3 separate regions of the Mus musculus genome follow, and regions 1 and 3 are each linked to region 2. The links are chromatin loops, found by intact Hi-C in ENCODE. Cell type or tissue: left cerebral cortex. All regions are shown on one strand. Region 1 has its middle 200 kb from the start of Trp63. Region 2 has its middle 94 kb from the start of Trp63. Region 3 has its middle 23 kb from the start of Trp63.

Region 1 (2,500 bases), 100 kb after region 2:
CATTATGAACTAACCAGTACCCCGGAGCTCTTGACTCTAGCTGCATATGTATCAAAAGATGGCCTATTCGGCCATCAGTGGAAAGAGAGGCCCATTGGTCGTGCAAACTTTATATTCCCCAGTACAGGGGAACGCCAGGGCCAAAAAGTGGGAGTGGGTGGGTAGGGCAGTGGGGGGGGGAGGGTATGGGGGACTTTTGGGATAGCATTGGAAATGTAAATGAGGAAAATACCTAATTAAAAAAAAACCTACGAATTGAAAGAAGTCGCAGTTCCACACATCTCAGTTCTGACACATGGACTGTGGTTTCCTGGGTACCATAGCAGTATATTTCTATATGTGGCTGTTATAGAGATTTCAGTGTGAAAAAGAAATCTTTTCTAGTTCTTTGCCCCAAATAAGTTTCCTTACCTCATTGTGGCTATAGTCATCTAAGGAATAACTCTGTAAAGGGATCCTAGTTCTTAGTAAGAGCATTCCACAGAACTTTATTATCTAGCACATTTTGTATTTGCATGAGAGGAAAGAAGTTTTTATTGTGTACTGGAAATTATACTCAAAATAACATTTTAATACTATAGATACTTATATGCAATCAAGATAAAAATCTCAGCCACAATGGAGGGTATGTTGATAAAAACCCAAGGTCAAAATCAGTTTCAACCTGATGATTTTCTATTAATAATTTCCAGCATGCCTCTCTTGGTCTGATTGACAAACGCTTTCTCGTAGAAACTGTAGGGGTGCTAAATTATTCATCTTCCCTATTGGGAAGTCAAGACATATTAAAAGTGTATACATGAATAAATAGAAATCAAAGTCTCTATTTATAATTGCCAGCCTAGCTAGCAGAGCAGTAAGAAAAGTCACACTCTACAGAGCTCAGGTTCAATGTTGAGAGGAGGTGGAATTTTCATTTCAAAGGAGTCATTAGGTTCCATGTCAGCCCAAGTCGAAGCAGAAAACAGATGGCCCAGTGTTGCTGAAGAAGGCTCAGTAGAAAACAAGTTGTAAAGTTGAGAACAAGAATGAGGTTAAACAAAGTGGGGTGTTGAGGTATCAAATCCTGCTAAAGGGAAGAAACAGTTATTACCGTACCTGGAGACCTGTTGGTGCAGGAGACAGTACTTCCTGGGCCTGTTGCTCAGTTGCTGCAGCCCAAGTGAGAGCCATTGCAAACTAGGACAAAACAGAAGGTTATACCAGAAAACATTCTTGCCCTCTGTGTCCCTGATGGCCAAGCCACTCAGCAATCAGTCCTGTAGGTCCCAGTGCAGGGTAGGTAATGGTGGCAAATGGATTTGAAGAAGCACAAGGGATATCTATAATAAATATTGTCTTGATGGAAAGGCTGATCATATTAATGTTGACTAGGTCAACTTACAGATGTCTACAAATATTTTTTAAATGCTATCTTTTGAAGATGCATACTACTAAAGTTTGGGATTCAAAAACACATACCAGATTTCCTTAGCTGTGCATGCTAAACATCTGAAGTTGCAGTCTCTGCAAGTACATTATATTGTACAAAATTGTGACTATAACATTTAAAATTACTTCAATTAGTCTGTCCACCTACATCGAATTTTGTTTTGATTATCTACCTGTCTTTTTGAGATCTAAAATGACATGTAAATAATTTCAAAATAATAGTTGTTTCTGACTTGGAGCAATTCTTTTTTAAATTTATTTTTGAATGTCCCTGAATTGATTGAATAATAATGATTATATGTAATTTCAATGACATAATAAAAATTAAAAGTGAAAACATGTATTCCCTCCGACGAGAGAAAAACGCACCCAGTGATTTGGGGATTGGTTTTTCAAACTTTCTTTTCTGTGAGGCCTTTATAGACAACCACAGATATAATTTTTCCTGTTCCTTATTATTTCTATTAAAAATGGAAATAGCCATTGTCAACAGAAGAAAGAGGAATTCTGTTTGCATATCTTTCAGGGTCTCTCTCAGGGCTTGAATCTGGCCTACCCCCTAAGAGAATAGCCATCCAGCTGGGGGAAGAGGGTCAATCAGGCTGTATACAGTGCCTTGCATGCTCTCTTTTTCTCCATCTCATTCTATTTCCTGATTGTCACATGGTGACACATTGCTCCTCTGTTGCAATGTTCCATCTCACCACAGGCCCATGGCAATGGATTTGACACAAGTAGAGCCAAGGCCCCCAATCCAGCATCCCCAAACCAATCTTTCCTCCTCTAAACTGCTTCCCACCGCTATGAAACATCTGACTAACACAATCGATATCATCAAAATCACTGTGCCTCCAAAGAGCATGTCAGGTGCAGTGGGTTTCAAGTGACTCAGCATGGCCAAAGAAGCGTATGACAGACTGGCAGCCACAAGGGTATAGAAGAAGAAAAGGAAGTGTTTGGAGAATGGTCTTCCCATTCCAGAAGCACCGGAGCTTGACATGTTGTGACAATTTGTTTTATAGTTTGTAATGTTTCACTAGTCTAGTTTATGTTGGAGCAGGATGAGAAA
Region 2 (2,500 bases):
CTGATGATTTTATAGTTCAAACAGAATTTTCACCATCCTGGAATATCATTTACCCATCCATTCATCGGCTCAAAAACACAGTGAAGGAGATGGATAAGAATGTCTGCAATCATCCTTTTTTGCTGAAGCTGAATAACTGCATAAAAGAGATAATGTGTACTCCAGTCACAGTTCTTGAGGCTCCAGGCCATGACCCTAGTGTAGACCTCAAGTCAGATGGCTTTGTAGGGGCAGCAGTCCATTCAGGAGGAAGAGATGTCACAAGACAGGAAACAAAAGAAGCCTCTGCTTGTTCTTCTGTCGACCGGGCTTCTTTTGAGAACTGATTAAGGATTCCATGAGAAGCACTTAATCCATTTCAAGGACAGTTGCCATAAGAGCCTCCTAGAAAGGCCATCTCTTAAAAGTCCAACTACCTCTTAGCATGGCCATACCAGGGTCAGCCTCCGACAGCCACTATACAGGCCATGAGGCATCAACAACCAAACCACATCAAGCATAGGTAACAGGGTACCTGGGACTTTAAAACTGGGAATTTGCTCCACTTTCGTTTCTGTTAGATTGATTTCTTTACTTGTTAAGAATGCCCATAACTTGCTGCTTTCACTGGTCCTAAACAAGACCTTTTAAACAAGTTCTTTTAAGATTGTCATATCTGAGCCATAACAAGTAACAGTTAAAAGTTAGGGGTTTGATATGATGCTGTCACCTGCAGTGTACAGCTATGACTGGGTACTCTTATACACATGCATACACACACACACACACACACAAACATGCACAAGTATAGTCTCTAGTTTCTGCTTTCCTATCTTTTATAAACAATTTGATTTTTAAGTTGTGCTATAAAAGTCCCAGGCTCCTATTTGGTACAGTATGTATGCACCCCAATGAATTTAGAATACTGGATAGAAGCATTACAAAATGCATTTATTTATTGCTCATTCAGGGTGCCAGGAGATTCTTACAGCAAAGTCTTGCTCCCCTGAGTAAAATCTGAAAACTCTAAAGCAGCAGGTATGACTTTTTAGAAAAACAAGGTTGCTGGTAAAGTCTTGTTTTCCTTTCTTGTCACTAAAGCCTTCCACAGGGCAAAAACAACAAGAAAAACAACAAGCAAACAAAACACAACAAAATAAAATAAACAAAACCCAAGAGAATAAAAAGAAAGAGGCCACAGCTGTTCTCCTGGCAGAAATGTCATTCCTTCTGAGGCTTATCAGCTATGTACTTCCATCTATCTCCACAAGATGAATCATCCAGTTTCTGTCTGATCTCCTCTGTGTCTCACTGTGATGGGCGAAAAGAATCTCCCAGGGGTAGACAGAATGCTTTTTATTGAACCCACAGAAGATAGAGCATTCACAAGATACTTTCCCTCAAGACATTGCTTTTCTTTAGCTCTTATCCCACATTCTCAGTTATAAATACAAACGCATATAAGGTCATAAAATATAAATATAAACATATAAAGCAGTTTCTCAACCACATATTGGTATTTCAACTCCATTCTCACTGTTTTAATGTATATATATTGTGATATATATATATATATATATATATATATATATATATATATATATATATATTGTTTTTAATATATATATTGTGAAAGAGTGTATGTTTGGCTGACAAAGTTCTTGGTCTGAAGTACTCACATTTTCATATTTAAAGCATTTGCCTTGAATGGCTGATGAAGAGCTAGCTATCAATGACACAATCCAGAACTCTCCTAGAGATGTCTTGCTCCTGACACAGTAGCTGTGTAAGGTTTAAGCTTGAATTAGAGCCATACAAAGGGTCTGTAGGACAAAGTAACGCATGCCTGTGCTGTAGGAAGAGGCCAAATACTTGAATAAACTTACCAGGTTAAGTGCACCCCTAGGAGGGACAGTTTTCCTTTCCTTGTTTTTCAGAGAGTATTTTCATCTCTATTATTTTTATTTATATGCAAGTTCTTTTGTCTGCATGTATGTTTACAATGTGTGTACAGTACCTGTGAAGGTCAGAAGAAGGCATTAGATCCTCTGGAGGTGGAGTTACAGACAGGCATGAGGGTGCTGAGACTTGAACCTGGGTGTTCCTCAACGAGAGCAACCAGTACTCTTAATCATTGTGCCATCTCTCCAGCCCCTGGAGACTTTTAAACTATAAACATATGAAGATCCATGCATATACAAACATTATACATCCATATTACATATATATTTAGTTCATATCTTAGTGACAATTATATTTTTTAGTTTAAAGGTAGTTTAAGCATAAGCTCATAAGCTATTTAAAGTACAAAAATTATCAAGTCTTCTATGCAAAAAAAAAAAAAAAAAAGAGGTTGGTTAAAGAATCTAGAATGACTGATAACCCAAATACCTAATGCATGGATAGTACATTAAAACTGCTATCCTTTTATGTATAAGCAGTAGAAATGTATTGCATGTGGCATGCTAGGTACCAGTACTAGAATCAAAGTCCAAGTGATTGCCATGCTAACATTAGTATG
Region 3 (2,500 bases), 71 kb before region 2:
CCAGTCCTGACTTCCTTGGTGGTGAACAGCAATGTGGAAGTGTAAGCTGAATAAACCCTTTCCTCCCCAACTTGTTTCTTGGTCATGATGTTTGTGCAAGAATAGAAACCCTGACTAAGACAGATAGTATGAGAGATACTACTTCTTTTCCAGAAGTGTGCTGGGACCTAGAGTGCAAGTGTAGATAATTTTTCTTTCAGGGACAAAGTGAATTTTATGTACTAAAGGAGGGAATAGATGCATGTAATATGATAAACCAGAAAAATAAGATCTATGACTGAAGAACTGAGATGCTTTGGACCCATGACAGCACCCATGACAATAAAATTCCAAGAATTTTATTGAAGTAAAAGCACTTGTGGCACTTGTGGGGAGTCTAGTGGGTTCTGTGGAAGGAAAGCAGAACCCATGAGAGCCTCTCGTTTCTCTCCTTCTTTGACGAGCAAAATAGAGCAGATGTTAAAAAAAAAAAAAAAGAAATCCCATGCTCCTCGTGATCATTCAATAATTATAGCTATGGAAACTAGTCAAATACAACTTCAAAGGAGGAGAGAGGGGAGTGGCAGGAGTTGTAGGAGGAAGACAGAGGTGAGGGGGAGGGGGAGGGGAAGAGGAAGAGGTGGGGGAGCGGAAGAGCATGAGCAACAAGGACACAGAAAGGCTCAGGTTGTCCTGTAGTCCCCCTTTGCCTCTTTAAACGTCAAGGAAGATAGGCACAGAGAAGGGGCTGACTAGCATAAGACATAGTCGCCTCTCACAGCATCATGCTGGTCCCATTCCTTTATTATTTCTTAATTAGCAAAAAAAAAAAAAAAAAAAAAAAAAAAGGACAGTTGCCATTTTAAAACCCAGTAAGTGTGTATGGCACTTCATGACTGCTTTTCAGCTTAACAATCAGCCCATGGGTTCTTTGCATTTGATCGTTTGCACATGCACCTGACTGGGTTACAATTGGTAACCCAGATGGGTATCTATTGCAGCACACCAGCTCTGTGCTGTTAAATGGAGCGTGCGCCTCTGTTTTAACAATAGTGCTGCTTATTAAGGAGACTCAGCGAGCTATTTAATTTGGTATAGGACAATCCGAATTTTGCAGAGAGAACTTCTGGTACGAAAAAGAGCACGTGAAATCAGTGTCATGATGCAATAACTTTTCCCTGCAGCCCAAAGAAACAGCTTAAAAGCACTATCAAAGAGAGTTAATATTTCTGGCTTGGATGCATCATTGGCTGCACAAGGTGATTTTACTGTGCATTATACTTTAATTATAACTGCACCATAGCCATCTGCTCCACTCCATTCCCTAATTATAGATGCAAAAAGCATTTCACAACTCCCACCCATAAAAAAAGATCTGAAGGATTTCATGGTAGACTTGCTCTGAGCACCTCCCGCCTCTTTTGGCCTGTGGATGCTCTCTTCAACGGTCCATCTAAACAGATCCAGGAAACATTTGGGAAATAGAGATCACTATTTAAGACTTGGGTTATCTGAGCTTCTTTCATCCATTAGACACTTTCTTCTTCTATTGTTACGTACATGTCAGCCAGCTTTTCTTGTGCAGTAGTCACATGCAACTTCCTGTGCAATTAATTACCTTTCTGCATGTGTTGTCTCCACCATTTTAAAACTAGTTCTGTTATGTACTATACCATCACTTGAAGCATCTCTCCAACTCTGGGGAATTTTGTGTCCTGTGTTTTCAGTGGAAAAAAAAAGAGATTCTGAGAGTTTCTTAGTTCACTCTTAGATGAACTACTCTTAAGTTAGTAGACTTGAAGGTGTCACAGTGGATTCAAGTCCATAATCCCACCACCTTAGGTTTTTGTTTATTCTAAAGAGAAATTAAGTAGCATAAATTGGCAAAAGAAAACAGGTATCTTTAGAGTTGGGCCAAATCATAGGTCAGTTCTAATTTCTATGCATTGCCTACCACCATCTTACACTTTCTAGAAAGCCAGGAGTCAAAAGCTAGAGCACATGCATATTTAGCTATAGAGCCAATCCTTTCCTAGAACAAAGGATTTCTCGGCCTGGTGTTTGTTATAGAGATTTTTTTTTCAACTCTCAGGCTAGGAAAATGGGGTTGATAAGGATTCGCCACTGTTGAAACAGAAAAGAAAATAAGATTTTTGTGGAATATAAGATTACTACCTGTTCCTAGTCTGGCAGAGTTCTTTCTCCCCAAAGGCATTCATCTGGCAGATGTAGAGTGTAAAGCCCTTTGTAGTTTTCTTTGGGATGCAGTTTTAATTCAGATCCCTGCATGATGGTTAAATACATTAATTTTATGAAGGAAAGCCTAACTGAAATGGGGACACAATTGTCCCCATTTCAACCTGATGATTGAACCTGGGTACACATGATTTCAACCTGGGTACAGGGAGAGAAAGCAATACCTTCAGATACTGAATCTAACTTGCCCATATGCACTGCTCCCATGTGTCATATGGAATCCCCTCTTGGGTGCCAGCAGAGCTATAACTGGAACCAGCTCACA

The links. Hi-C counts contacts between places; a loop is a spot of excess contacts. Peaks named below come from ENCODE experiments on the same cell type or tissue, not always from the same donor. Only the 100,000 strongest peaks of a DNase experiment are listed, where the experiment ranks them.
Region 1: it touches region 2 in a loop (8-fold over the local background); 2 of 42 quality-filtered maps call a loop at or near these places.
Region 3: a loop joins it to region 2, with 2.8 times the contacts of the local background. A loop is called at or near these places in 2 of 42 quality-filtered maps.

Annotation. Positions count from the first base shown.
Region 1 is chr16:25,486,492-25,488,991 of GRCm38, reverse strand. No RefSeq gene overlaps it. Among named protein-coding and RNA genes, the nearest start is that of Trp63, 200 kb to the left of the region's middle. In left cerebral cortex, no CTCF peak of the experiment used is centred here; a DNase peak (open chromatin) is centred at 971.
Region 2 is chr16:25,588,797-25,591,296 of GRCm38, reverse strand. No RefSeq gene overlaps it. Among named protein-coding and RNA genes, the nearest start is that of Trp63, 94 kb to the left of the region's middle. In left cerebral cortex, a CTCF peak has its summit at 1,268; no DNase peak of the experiment used is centred here.
Region 3 is chr16:25,659,509-25,662,008 of GRCm38, reverse strand. No RefSeq gene overlaps it. Among named protein-coding and RNA genes, the nearest start is that of Trp63, 23 kb to the left of the region's middle. In left cerebral cortex, no CTCF peak of the experiment used is centred here; a DNase peak (open chromatin) is centred at 1,273.